2 separate regions of the Homo sapiens genome follow, and region 2 is linked to region 1. Evidence: chromatin contacts called from ENCODE Hi-C or POLR2A ChIA-PET data. All regions are on one chromosome and are shown on one strand. The core of a region is the stretch at or near the end of the contact, and the rest is flanking DNA. Distances in the headings are between cores, read along the strand shown. Region 1 holds the start of SMYD3 (SET and MYND domain containing 3). Region 2 holds the start of FLJ39095 (a long non-coding RNA gene).

What was found. A loop is a pair of places that touch in the nucleus more often than their neighbours do. ChIA-PET counts read pairs that join two places held with the same protein, here RNA polymerase II (POLR2A). Pooled maps may share reads with other maps.
Region 2: a map of CD4-positive, alpha-beta T cell shows a loop between it and region 1 (8-fold over the local background). The contact joins the promoter of FLJ39095 here to the promoter of SMYD3 in region 1. A Hi-C loop is called at or near these places in 2 of 168 maps with a recorded cell type or tissue (CD4-positive, alpha-beta T cell and naive thymus-derived CD4-positive, alpha-beta T cell) and 8 of 50 pooled maps. POLR2A ChIA-PET finds 5 or more read pairs at or near these places in 2 of 52 experiments (activated B cell and activated CD4-positive, alpha-beta T cell).

What each region holds. Positions count from the first base shown.
Region 1 is chr1:246,503,599-246,510,086 of GRCh38, forward strand. It overlaps SMYD3 (SET and MYND domain containing 3), which reads right to left and starts at 3,681. Exons shown (of 12, transcript NM_001167740.2): 1 at 3,456-3,681. The coding sequence starts at 3,619. RefSeq lists enhancers at 2,632-3,132, 3,133-3,633 and silencers at 3,319-3,368, 3,639-3,818, 4,308-4,540.
Region 2 is chr1:247,102,848-247,109,543 of GRCh38, forward strand. It overlaps FLJ39095 (a long non-coding RNA gene), which reads left to right and starts at 1,664. Exons shown (of 3, transcript NR_147502.1): 1 at 1,664-2,793; 2 at 3,146-3,304; 3 at 5,525-6,696. ZNF669 (zinc finger protein 669) reads right to left here and starts at 1,509. Exons shown (of 4, transcript NM_001142572.2): 1 at 1,350-1,509. The coding sequence starts at 1,352. RefSeq lists an enhancer at 1,460-1,754.

The DNA of each region.
Region 1 (6,488 bases), core at 2,431-4,930:
TACCCAATTGTCAACCAACCTGTTCTACCTCCATCAAATTAAAAATGCATGCAACGGCAGAAGGACAATATAAGTGATTTCAGGCCGGGGACAGCGGCTCACGCCTGTAATCCCAGCACTTAAGGAGGCTGAGGCGGGTAGATCACCTGAGGTCAGGAGTTTGAGACCAGCCTGACTAACATGGTGAAACCCCATCTCTACTAAAAATACAAAAATTAGCCAGGCGTGGTCTGTAATCCAAGCTATTAAGGAGGCTGAGGCAGGAGAATCGCTTGCACCTGGGAGGCGGAGGTTGTGGTGAGCCAAGATCACACCATTGCACTCCAGCCTGGGCAACAAGAGCAAAACTCCATCTTAAAAAAAAAAAAAAAAAAAAAAAAGTGATTTCAGGTTATAATTTCATTGCCATTTACTCTTTCTACAACTTACATACTTCATTTTCTTTTCCAGGCACAACACGGAAAAACCAGAAGCCATTCCTTAATGAGAGGAAAAAGGTAAGATAAGCCATGAAGCAGGTTCACCTTTCTCCATTAACAAAAACAAGTATACAGAACTAAAGCTACTAATCAAAACAGCTCTAGAGCAAAGGAAATCATGTAAAACTTGGTAACCATTGTTTCTGGAGCCTAAGGAAGTAGAGATGTGCATCCCTTAAGGACATCATGAGGTGATTTCATTGTTGTAGGAACATCATGGTGTATCCTCACACAAACCCAGACTGTACATACAGCCTGCTACACACCTAGGCTAGCAGGTATTGTCTGTACTGCCTACTGCTCTGAGGCTATAAACCTGCACCGCGTGTTACTGTACTGAATACTGTAGGTAACTGTAAAACAATGGTAAGTATTTGTGTATCTAAATGTACCTAAACACAGAAAAAGTACAGTTAAAAAATGATATAATCATACAGGGCCACTGTCATGTATCTGGTCTTTCGCTGACCAAAATGTCGTTATGCAGTGCATGACTGTAATTATCATCAATATCTGTTTTTTTAATTCTATTTTGATTTTTCCTTTCCCATGTAACTGTTAATTGCTACAAACTAACATTTTCATTCCATACTTAATTCAGATGGAAGGCAGCAGAAGGACAGGGGCAGTTAGGAGGAAAATTCTGCCAGACATTCATACTAAAACTAAGGGCTTACTATGTGTTAGACACTGGGGCTACAAAAACTGAAAGATGCACTATTCTTAAAGACTTCACAATGGACAGTGAATAAAGAGAAACAAATTTTACTTACAAGATGACAAGTAATACAGAAACTTATCCCTCAAGGACAGGCATTCAACAGTGGCAGAAAACTGCATCAAACAATGCGCTAACATTTCCCTAACACTATTTTCAGGTTGCAGTGATTCCCAACCAGGCTCTTTGGAACACTATAACCACTAAAATGGGAGTGTTCAAACAGAGCAACTACTACCACAACACAAGTGAACTGTGTATCCTGGCAATCCAAAGTAAGTGCAAATATTTTGTGTCTGTGTAAAATACTAGTAAGTATTTGTCAGTCATTATGAAGAATCTGTTTAGCTTGTTTTGTTTAGATGCTTAGCATTTACTTATATCCCTTTTTCTATGTTTATGTTTGCTGATTTCCCCACTGGATAACTATCGGTGGGAAGTAGAGTGAGCCTGCCTTCTATCTTAAAAGCCAAAAAGGCTAAATACCGTCTCAACCTCCCTCGCGCTAGGGGTGCAGGCAGTGACCTAAGTTTAGCCAATCCAAGACACTCACTGAGGACTTTGAATAAAAGCCAGTATCACAAAGAAGAATGGTTGAGAGAATCACTCTCCAGCAACAGTGAGTTTCCCAAGGAGCAGCAGCAGCAGCAGCACCAGGGTCCAGTGTCTATGGTGTTCGTGGTACCTACTGCAGAATCCAATATTATCAGGCGACAGAAGTGATATACACCCCAGATCCCAGCCCCAGCTACTTTTGCAGTGCAATCCTAACTTGGTTCAGCCGATGCCCAGTCAAGTCTTGGCAGACTTTAAAGCAACACTGAGAACTCCCCCAAAACTCTTTCATTAAATTCCTTTTTTGCTTAAATCCCCAGTTACTGCAAACAGGAAAAATGAATGAGACTAATGAAATAGTATGGTAAATCAACAAGCATCCCACCCACAAAGGGTTTGTGTAGCTTATTTTGGAAATGCACAATTCCGTGTGTCACAAGACTCAACTTCAGCTCTAATGATTCAATTGCCAATTTGTCACCATTTATTCATTCCAAAACTTTTCTGTTCCAAGAACTATCTTGAAAGGAACGAATTGTTTTCAACCACACAGTTTACAAAAACTTCAAGATGCTGCTCTCTCCCGAACAGATGTTTTCGCTGTTATCATTACTTCAGAAAGCAACAGACAAAATTATTATTTGGTAGCTCTAAAATGCAAAGTCATATTCCTGAATTATGAATCAAATGAGAACAAAGTAAGAACAATGGTCAAATTACAGATACGAGTTTTGCACTTACCGTCCCACCTCCACCCACCTAAATCTCAGACTGGCAGGTCTGAAAAGCGGCCATGCACAAAATCATCGCACTCATCTCAAAATAGAACTCTTCTTCCTCGCACACAGAAGCTCAATAATATTTGTTGACTGAATGCAGTTCCTATTATTCATGTATGTTACACATTTCCATAAATTGCTTTCACATAGCACTTTACACCGGCACAGCGCGTCCAGGCTTCCAAAACACCTTCACGTGAATCCCTGCATCTAGAATGGTGGTTAAGAGTTAGACATGCCTGCACAGCCATTAAATGGCACAGCACACGGGGGACCCGTGTCTGATGCTCCCACAGCACATTAATTGCCCCTCTATTTCAGCCCTTCTGGTACACTGTAATTCTCTCTCTCACTTGATCAGCTCTTTGAGGAGGTCCCGTTCCTCTTCGTATCCCCAGGCCACACACAACCCAGACCACAGAGGTGCACCGTAGACATCAAGATTCTTCCACCTGCTGCAAGCCTGATGCTTTACCGGCGGGGCCTCTGCAGGGGAGCCTGATTTATACTCATCCCAGCTCCCACCCAGCCCCACGCCCGCCACGTGTGATTTCCACAGCCGCACCAAGGAAGACTGTCCAGCACACAGACTTTTCGTCTCCCAGCAAAATTATCCCCGGCACAACGCTTCCCCCTCAAGTCTGCCCAATGGCTTTCCCATTTCCACCGCAGCCCAGGTTGGGGGGCAGTGGCTGAGCCTGGGCCCCCTCCCAGCCCCGCTGCGGCAACCTAGGGGGGTGTCCGGGCGGGGCCTGTCAGCAGCGACCCGCCCCCGGGCACACGCGCGTCAGGGGCAGCACCGCCAAGCTGCCTGTGCAGCCCCATCCAGCAGGAGTCCCGCGGCTGCCGGCCGCCCGACGCCCCCCCCTCCCCAGCACCCCACACAGCTCGCGACTCAGGTAGGCGAGGGCGCTCCTTACGCACCCGAGAAGGCAGCGGTCGCAGACGACGCCACGACTCCCCTTGCACACCGTGTACGCCAAGGGATCCGAGCGGAAGAGTAGCTCTCCGGGGCGCAGCGGGGTCACGGCGCGCAGCCCGTTTCCCCTCTTGGCGGTTGCGAACTTTTCCACCTTCAGCGGCTCCATCCTCCCGCAGCTCCGGCACCTCAGACGGCTACCCGCGTCCAGCAGCGGGCGTCTCACGGGCTGCCGGGACCCGCGCGCCTGCGCCCTGCGCGCACACGTACGCCCGAGGGGCGGGGCGGGCGCGGTGGGGCAAGAGCATGCGCAGATGGAGTCTGGAGGGACGGCTGGAGTGGAGTGTGTGGGACCTGAAGGTGGTCGTAAGGCTCCGCGTGCGGCTCGTGCCCATGGCGACTGCGCAGAAGACAGGCGGGGTTTTTTTTCTCCCTCTAACATTGTATTACGATCATTTTAACGCATACGGAACAGTTGAAAACAGTGCAGTGAACACCTATATACCTCCGCCTAAATCAGACAACCTAGCACTTTGCCATTTCTGCTCGTCACTCTCTCCCCACCTGTAGCTATGTATACACGTATTGTCGTTAAACTATTTCAAAGTTGCAGGCATCATGACATCACAACTAGTACTTTGCACTGTAACTTTTTTTTGTTTTAGGACGGAGTCTTGCTCTGTCGCCCAGGCTGGAGTGCAGTGGCGAGATCTCGGCTCACTGCAACCTCTGACCTCCGGGTTCAAGCGATTCTCCTGCCTCAGCCTCCATAGTAGCTGGGACTACAGGCATGTGCAATCCTCCCGCCTGGGCCTCCTGACTAGATGGGACTATAGGCTCACGCCACCATGCCTGGCTAATGCTTTTTACTTTCCTCCAGAGACAGTCTACCTATGTCGCCCAGGCTAGTCGCAAACTCCTGGCCTCAAGTGAACCTGAACCTCCTGCCTCGACCTCTCGAATTGCTGGAATTACAGGTGTGAGCCACCACACCCAGCTTAATTTTCTTTTTTGTTTTTGGGGTTTGTTTTGTTTTGTTTTGTTTTTTGAGACGGAGTCTCATTCTCGCCCAGGCTGGAATGCAGTGGTACGATATTGGCTCACTGCAACCTCTGCCTCCCGGGTTCAAGCGATTCTCCTGCCTCAGCCTCTTGAGTAGCTGGGACTACAGGCGCCTGCCACCACGCCCGGCTAATTTTTGTATTTTTAGTAGAGACGAGGTTTCACCGTGTTAGCCAGGATGGTCTCGATCTAACCTTGTGATCCGCCCGCCTCGGCCTCTCAAAGTGCTGGGATTACAGGCGTGAGCCACCGCGCCCAGCCCACCCGGCCTAAATTTCTTAGTTTGGACAAACGTGCCATGGTAATGCAAAATGTCATTATTAAGGGCAGCTGGATGGAAGGTGTAGGAGTACACTATAGTGCCTTTCAATTTTTCTGTGTATCTAAAGTCATTTCAAAAGTAAACATTTATTTTAAAACATGAAGGTGGTTATGCTTCCATGAGTGTAAAGTACAAAAGGCAGGCTCGTGGTGCTGTCAGAAGTCAGAACACTGGTTTCAGGGCTGGGGGTGTTGGGAGGGGCTGGGCATGGTTGGCTTTGTGATCTGGGGGCTGGTGTGTTCCATCTGTGAATATCTTTTAAGCTGTGCACTTACCAGGGATGTAAGTCATATCTTAATAAATTTTCATAAGTTTGACAAAAAATAAAATGAGGATGGGAAGCTTGTTTGGGTTGTGGGGCCTCGGGTGCTTATCCAGCCATGAGCTGTGTCCCAGATGCTTCTAGAAGCCTGGAGGGAGCTGAGAACATTCCAAGTCGAGGTGGCAGAGCCAAGGCCCTGAGGTGGGAGCGCAATGCTGCACATCCCCAGCTGTGAATGGGGTGTCCTGGTCAGAAGCAGTGCTGTGTGCACTGCAGGGCCGGCAAATCCACGTCCACATTGTGGCTTGGTGCAGTGAAAGCCAATCTCAGCCCCCTCCACAGTGTGATTAGCCTGCCAGCAGGTGGCCAGCTGGTCCTCCTGGGAAATGGTGCCAACCCAGAGACTGGGTGCAAGTGTCTCATCCACGGAGGGGCGCTCAGCAGTGGTGTCAGCCTGGTGAGCCTCGGTAAGGGCACGTGCAGGATGCTGAGCCTCTTCCGTTCCCATGCCCGTCTCAAGGCCACTTGCTCCGTGGGCCCATCCAGCAAGCATGGTGGCCAGGAAAGAAGCCGGCTCCATTCACAGGGCGTGCTGTTTTGCTCACCTCAGGACCAAGAGCATCCTCCATAGTGATTCTCTTTGGTGGGAGCACTAGAAACATGAACCACAGATACCTTCAGCGTCTGAGCCGCTGAGGCGAGGGCTGCAGGACACCCTGCTGTCGGGAAACCCTGCACTGGCGGCTGGAAGGCATGTGGTGGTGGCGCCTGCTGTGGCTGCAGCAGTTGCTGCGAGGCTTCGGGATCTCGCCGGCCCCTGCGAGGTGAATTGTGACAGTGCAGAGCTCCGTGGTACCAGGGCCCCCTGCATGGCCATGCTGACTGCAGCTGGGAGCCCACCACACCTCTGGTTCCCCGCTCTTCCCAGGGCTGGGGTCTAGGCCAGGCCCCTCTTGGCCTGCGAATTGTGCCCTGGGAGGGGGACACTGTTCCACAGGTTGGGACCAAGGACCCAGGGCATGCTACTGGCTGGCTGGGCTGCAGGGATGCCATGCTCACCTTTCTCTCTCATGGCCTTGACGGGACCGGCTTCCTCATTGAACAGCATTTTCCAAGGTGTCTGGGATTGCTGGTGGGGTGCCACCCTGGCTCCTTCTAGGCATGCCCGTCATTGGCCACCAAGGGGGCCAGATGCAGGTGCCCATGCTGCTGTGGGGGCATCTCCCAACTTCCCTCTTAGTCCTGATGGGCCTAGGCAGGGCCTGATATGGGGGTCCCCATGGGCTTCCGGGGCTAAGCCTGCCCCATGGTCCCAGGGCTGTCCAGGACACATTCAGAAGGGACATGAGCTCAGCAGCTCTGTTTGAAATTATTATGGAACCAAGGGCCCCC
Region 2 (6,696 bases), core at 414-2,913, 600 kb after region 1:
CAATTTACTAATACAATTTTTAAATTTCTATTGCACAATGTCAAGGCAGAATGGAATAAGAGGAAATATGGCACATGTTTTTTAAAATGACATTAATGTCACCACTTCCAGATGCTATTCCTGTGAAATCACATAAATTCCCAAATCAGGCTTTTTTAGGCAAGAAAAACTAGTTTTTCATACCTAGTAAAAATGACAAATGTCTAATGATTTTCAGTCATCTAAAAAAAGAGTTATGTCTTGCCTAACATACTTTTAAGATTTTCAACCAAAAATATTCAGGACAGCACAGTATTAGCAGAGAGATGAGCAAGCAGACCAAGGGCTGAGGACACAACACCCTGTAAAGTTTTCACAGGGGGACATCAACCTAAAGACATTTTGGTAATATGCACACTTAGGAAAGATGAAGAGAGGCACAAAGATTTTTTTACAGTAGAGTGTCAGATGGTTTATTCTCCGCTTTCCTCTCATGTAAAATGTTTGTAAACAGAAAAATATTTTGGCCGAGCGCGGTGGCTCACGCCTGTAATCTCAGCGCTTTAGGAGGCCGAGACGGGCGGATCACTTAAGGTCAGGAGTTCGAGACCAACCTAGCCAACATGGCGAAACCCTGTCTCTACCAAAAATACAAAAATTAGCTGGGCGTGGTGGCGGGCGCCTGTAATCCCAACTACTCGGGAGGCTGAGGCAGGAGAATCGCTTGAACCCGGGAGTCAGAGGTTGCAATGAGTGAGACTGCATCATTGCACTCCAGCCTGGCGACAGGGCGAGATTCCGTCTCCAAAAAAAAAAAAAAAAAAAAAAAAAAAGAATATGGTTTGCTTCCTCATTAACCTTATCAAAGCCTCTCATTTACGCCCCTTCTGTGGACCCCAAACCACAAACCATGACTGCGGTACCTGGTTTATGAATCGCCGTTTGCTCAAACACACGGTTTAACGTTTTAACAAAGCCTCGGCTTAATTTTAGGGGAAGAAAGGTGGGACTGGAAGCCCCATGAACCACAGCTCCTCCCATGCTGGAACCCCGCACACCGAGACACCGAGTCGGGGCTCTCCCGCATCACCCTCCCGTGGTCACCACACTACCTGGATAGGGGAGGCGAGGGGTTCCCGACAGGGCTCCGGCCGGCGGAAGTGGCGCCCGCAGGTACAGACAGGATGCAGGGGTTCCGCTGCCCGCCCCGCCCGGCCCGGCCCTGAACAGAAGAGGACTGAGCCCCGGCTACGCCACGGCGACTCGGTCCGCAGGTTCCGGAGCCGATGGCGTGGAGGCCCGAGTCGCGCCACAGCAGGTTTCAACCAGCCCTCTTCTCCACTTCGGGAAGCCAGGCGCAGTCCACTCACCATTCCTCGGCTTCCCGGGTGTCCTGGCGTCAGCTAGGGATGTCCCAATACTCGCAGGTCACAGGGTGGCAGAGGCTGCTGCAGAGCCACCTGGGCCTCCCAGAGCCAAGAACTAGCAGCGGAGACTAACAGGAAGAGCCGGCTCCGGCGAAGGAGAGACAAAGCAACCGCCAGGCAGATCCCGGAAGCCGCCCTCTCCTTTCCGGCGGCGCGCCTGATTGAACGGTCCCCACCCCAGCGCCCCTGATTGGATGGGGCTTCAGGCCCCGCCCCTCAGGCCCTGAGTGACAGGAGATTGCGATCTCACGTGAGGCTGGATGAGGTCAGAATGACCGCTTTTGGCCTAGCGGTTTGTAGGCGGTGCGTCCTTCCTGCGCTGGGATCCGACCATGCAAGAAGGACATTCACATTTAACCTGTATACAAGTTATAGCTATTTGTGCCTTTTATATATATATATATATATAAAATTGGAAGCAATATAATGACAGTTCTGTAACTGCCCAGGGAGTTCACCTTGCCCGCTACCTAGACAGAGCCGATTTCTCAAGACAGGGGAATAGCAATAGAGAAAGAGTAATTCACGCAGTGTCCTCTGTGCGGGAGACCGGAGTTTTTTTATTTTATTTTATTTTTTTGAAACAGAATCTTGCTCTGTCTCCCAGGCTGGAGTGCAGGCTTGGAGTTTTATGATTATTCAAATCAGTCTCCCTGAGCATTTGGGGTAAGAGTATTTAGAACGTTTATTTTGCCAAGGTTGGGGATGCATATGCATGACACAGCCTCAGGATGTCCTTGATGACATGTGCCCAAGGTGGTCAGAGCACAGCTTGGTTTTGTTGGAGAGAAATGCTCGGTGCCGCAAAGTGAAACCAGCACTCAAGCGAAAGTTTTCTCAGCAACGCAATTTACTTCTGCAGAAGCGTGCTGCTCGCATCAATCACGATCGCAAGAGCACACTGAACAGAGGAAAGCAGGGGTTTTTATTCCTAACGCAGTCCCTACCTCTGGCATGGGCTGGGGTCAGACCGCACGATCTAAACTGACCCGGTTGGCTATTTGTGAATATTTTCCCAAATAAGGAAGGGGGAAGGGGGATGTGAGTTACAATGGTGGGACTTGCGGTTTCCAAGGGAGAAATGGGTGCAGAGCAGGTAACCAAGGGAACAGATGTGAGTTATTGATTAGAACTGACGGAAGGTTGTTTACAGTAACTAAGGGCAAGGAGGCATGGAGAACAAGAAAGTTGAGTTCGAAAACAAAAAAACAAGAAAGTTAACATGCCAAACCTTGGAAGAGAAACTGACTGTATCTGACAGCTTTATACATTTTAGGGAAACAGGAGACATCAATCAACATATGTAAGATGAACACTGGTTTGATCCGGGACAACCTGAAGCAAAAGCGGGTCAACTCGAAGCCAGGAGGGGGCTTCCAGGTCACAGGTAGGTGAGAGACAAACGGTTGCATTCTTTTGAGTTTCTGATTAGCCTTTCCAAAGGAGGCAATAAGATATGCATTCATCTCAGTGAGCAGGGGATGACTCTGAATAGAATGGGAGGCAGGTTTGCCCTAAGCAGTTCCCAGATTGACTTTCCCCTTTAGCTTAGTGATCTGGGGGGCTCAAAACATTTTCCTTTCCAATTTCCCCCTTTTCTTTTAAAAATATTTTGGAGAAAGCATTTTAGAAGAAAATCAGTCTCTGGTCCCAGGTTTTGTCCAATCTCTCATGGAGTAGCTGGGATTACAGGCACTGGACACCACGCCTGCCTAATTTTTTTTTTTTTTTTTTCGTAGAAATGGGGTCTCCCTCAGTTGCCCAGGCTGGTCTCTGGTGCCCAACGCCGGGCTCCCGGTAATCTCTACAAATAATCCAGTGAAGGAATGCCAGAGAGTGGAAAGTGGAGGATGACTGACAAAGGACGCCCGAGTACGTTTTCACTTCAAGCTCTACAGGTAAGTAGGGCGCTCGGAAAATTCCAGGGTAACCTCCGGAAACTATGGGTCAGGCTGAGAGTAAGTTTGCTAATTACTGAAGCCTTGTCCGGCAGTTACTGCGCCGCGGAGGGGTAATTGTGAGTACCCAAAATCTCCCATCTTTGTTCTATCTGGTAAAAAAGTATTCTCTTTGGTTCCCGGAATATGGAACCATGAATGTAAAAGACTGGGACAAGGTCGGATCAGACTTAAAACGAGCACAACAAGAGGGCCACGATATTCCCTTCTTGCTTGGTCTGCGTGGCCTGCAATTAAAACAGCACTGGAGCCCTTCCACACTGAGGAGGAGCTTCAGGATGACATAGAAAACTTTAATAATCAGGAGTCTAATGATCAGCAAAATCAACCATCACAGTCTAGTTTTAAAAAGGCCGAGAAACGGGAAGGTATATATGCTAATCTCCAAAAACTTATAAAAGAAACAGTGCCACCTACTTCGCCTTTAGGGGAAGGTCTGGAATGGCCACCCCCGGCTCAGCCTTACAAATTTTTGGAACTGGAGCCTGAGACGCGGCTTGCCGCTCCCATTGTTGCAGGCCCCACCAATAACTATGGCGAAGGGAAGCTTCAGGCTCGCCTAACAGCCAATTACGATCAGGGAATGATCCTCTACCACCTGTTAATTGTGGTAGAGGAATGCTGCGAGCCGGTCCAAATACAAATTATGGCACGGGGACAATCCCGTCATCCATTCGCCAGGCATGAGAAATGGGGGATTTGGATGCTTTGCAGTTTCTGGTAATTAATTCGCCAGTTGAGGAGCCCAGAGAACATGCTCAAGCATGCTGGCAGCCACTTCCTTTTAAAATATTAAAATACTTAAAGCAAGCAATTGGACAATATGGGCCAAATTCTCCTTATGTTCATTCCTTGTTACAATCTGTGGCTTATAACAGGCGTTTAATACCTATGGATTGGGAGGCACTAGCCCAATCCACTCCGTCCCCCTCTGAATTTCTCCAATTTAAAACCTGGTGGACAGATGAAGCAACAAATCGGGCATGCAGAAATGCTCAAGTCCAACGTCCCGTTAATATCACATCTGATCAATTGCTTGGAATCACATGGGGTACTCTAAATCAACAGAATGGTAATGGGTGATGAGGTTGTTGATCAGGTCAGAACTATATGCCTAAGAGCCTGGGAAAAAATTCACAACCCTGGTACAACTTATCCGTGTTTTAACTCAGTTCGACAGGGTCCAAGGGAGCCTTATCCAGATTTTATTGCCCGTTTGTAAGATGCGGCTCAAAAGGCTATTTCAGATTTTCATGCCAGGAAAGTGATCGTTCAGCTGCTTGCTGATGAAAATGCTAATACAGAATGTCAGGCAGCAATTAGACCTATTAAAGGAAAGGCAGATCTAAATGAGGAAAAAGCTTTAAGTGAATACATTAAAGCCTGTGATGGCATTGGGGAGCACTTATATAAGGCCAGCTTCCTTGCTCAGGCAATGGCTGGACTAAGGGTAACAAAAAACACATGAGTGTTCCCCAGGTCTTGCTATAATTGTGGACAGATAGGACATACAAAAAGAGAGTGTACAAAGAGGCAAAAAAGGCAAAACTCAGGACCGGGCCCCAATTCAAAACGGGGCATTCCCAATTCAGGACGGGACATCCCTGACTCCAAATGGAGTGTTCCCAAATGGATTGAGGCAGGTTTCAACCAGCCCTCTTCCCCACTTTGGGAAGCCAGCCGCAGTCCAGGAAGGTCCCAAAAGGAGTTTATGGCCCACTGCCAAATGGCACGGTGGGACTTATACTGGGAAGGTCCAACTTAAAGGGAATTCAAGTACATACAGGAGTAGTGGACTCTGATTGCTACGGAGAAATTCAAATTGTTATCTCCTCCACTGTTCCCTGGAGTGCTAATCCACGTGACAGAATAGCTCAACTGTTGCTTTTGCCGTATGTTAAGTTAGGAGAAAGCTCAGAAAAAAGAATAGGAGGATTTGGAAGCACAAATTCAGCAGGCAAGGCTGCCTATTGGGTAAATCAAGTCTCTGACAATAGACCTATTTGTATGGTCACCATTCAAGGAAAACAATTTGAGGGTCTGGTCAACATAGGAGCAGATGTGTCGATCATAGCTCTTTACCAATGGCCAAAAAACTGGCCCAAACAAAAGGCCCCAGTGGGTCTTGTTGAGGTTGAGGATTTGCTTGTATTTCACCAGGAGAGAATCAGCTTCCTGTCTGGGTACCCACAAGACATCTTAAGCTGTGCCATGAGACAGAGTCCAAGAAGAGGAAAAGACCTCAGAATGTCTCTGCGCCCCCAGTTCGTCAGACGGCTCAGATGAACATCTCTGTTGAGCAGATGGAAACCAGTAAAACTCCCCAAGCAACTCCACCGACCTGGGGGCAGATGAAGAGACTGGCTCACATTGCAGAAGAGAACCTGAGGTCTCAGAACAAGCCGCTGACCACCAGTAATCTAATGGTAGCTATGATGGCGGTAATCTCCTTGGTGGTGAGTCTTCCTGTAGCAGAGGCAGATCAAAATTACACCTATTTTTGTAATAGGAGGAAGGAGGAGGAGGAGGAATGTTAATGAATGTTTCTATTGGTTATCGCTTTCCTGCCATCTGCCTGGGGCCAGCAGCAGGATTTTTAAATTATGATACACAAAGTTGGATGGTTTATGTTCCTGCACATAACGGATCAAAAGCCTTTATTCATGCAATCAGTGGAAGAACATTTCAATCTTTGGACACTATTAAATACCTTGAGCATGGCTATGTTGTGACACATCGCCAGATTAATAAATTTAAACCTAATAAGAACCTCCTGTTATTAAACGGTCAGAAAAGCTAGAGGTGCTAACCTGGGAAGATTATATTGCAAACAGTGCTGCTGTACTACAAAATAATTCCTATGGAATCATCATTGATTGGGCCCCTAGGGGACAATTTGCAGTAAATTGTACTGGACAGAGTGAAGATTGTAGAGAGACTATTTTGCAAACGACTACCCAGATAATGCACCAAAATTACATAGAAGAATTGAAACAAATTACCCTATTAAGTGGGAGGAGAACGGTATGGCTCCTCCAAGCCCAAAAATTATTGATCCAATTATAAGCCCAGAACATCCAGAATTGTGGAAATTAATGATGGCTCAAAGCCCAATTCGGATTTGGAAAGCAGAATGTAAAACAGAGACCCATAGTAAAAAACTTCGATTTGTTGTAGCCATGACCTCTAATCAGATGGTCCCATTGCAGAGTTGTGTTAAACCTCCTTTTATGTTGGCAGTGGGAAAAATTAATATCTTACCTGACTCTCAAACCATATCATGCCTCAACTGTCGTCTTTTTACCTGCATTATTTCTGCCTTTAATAAAGAT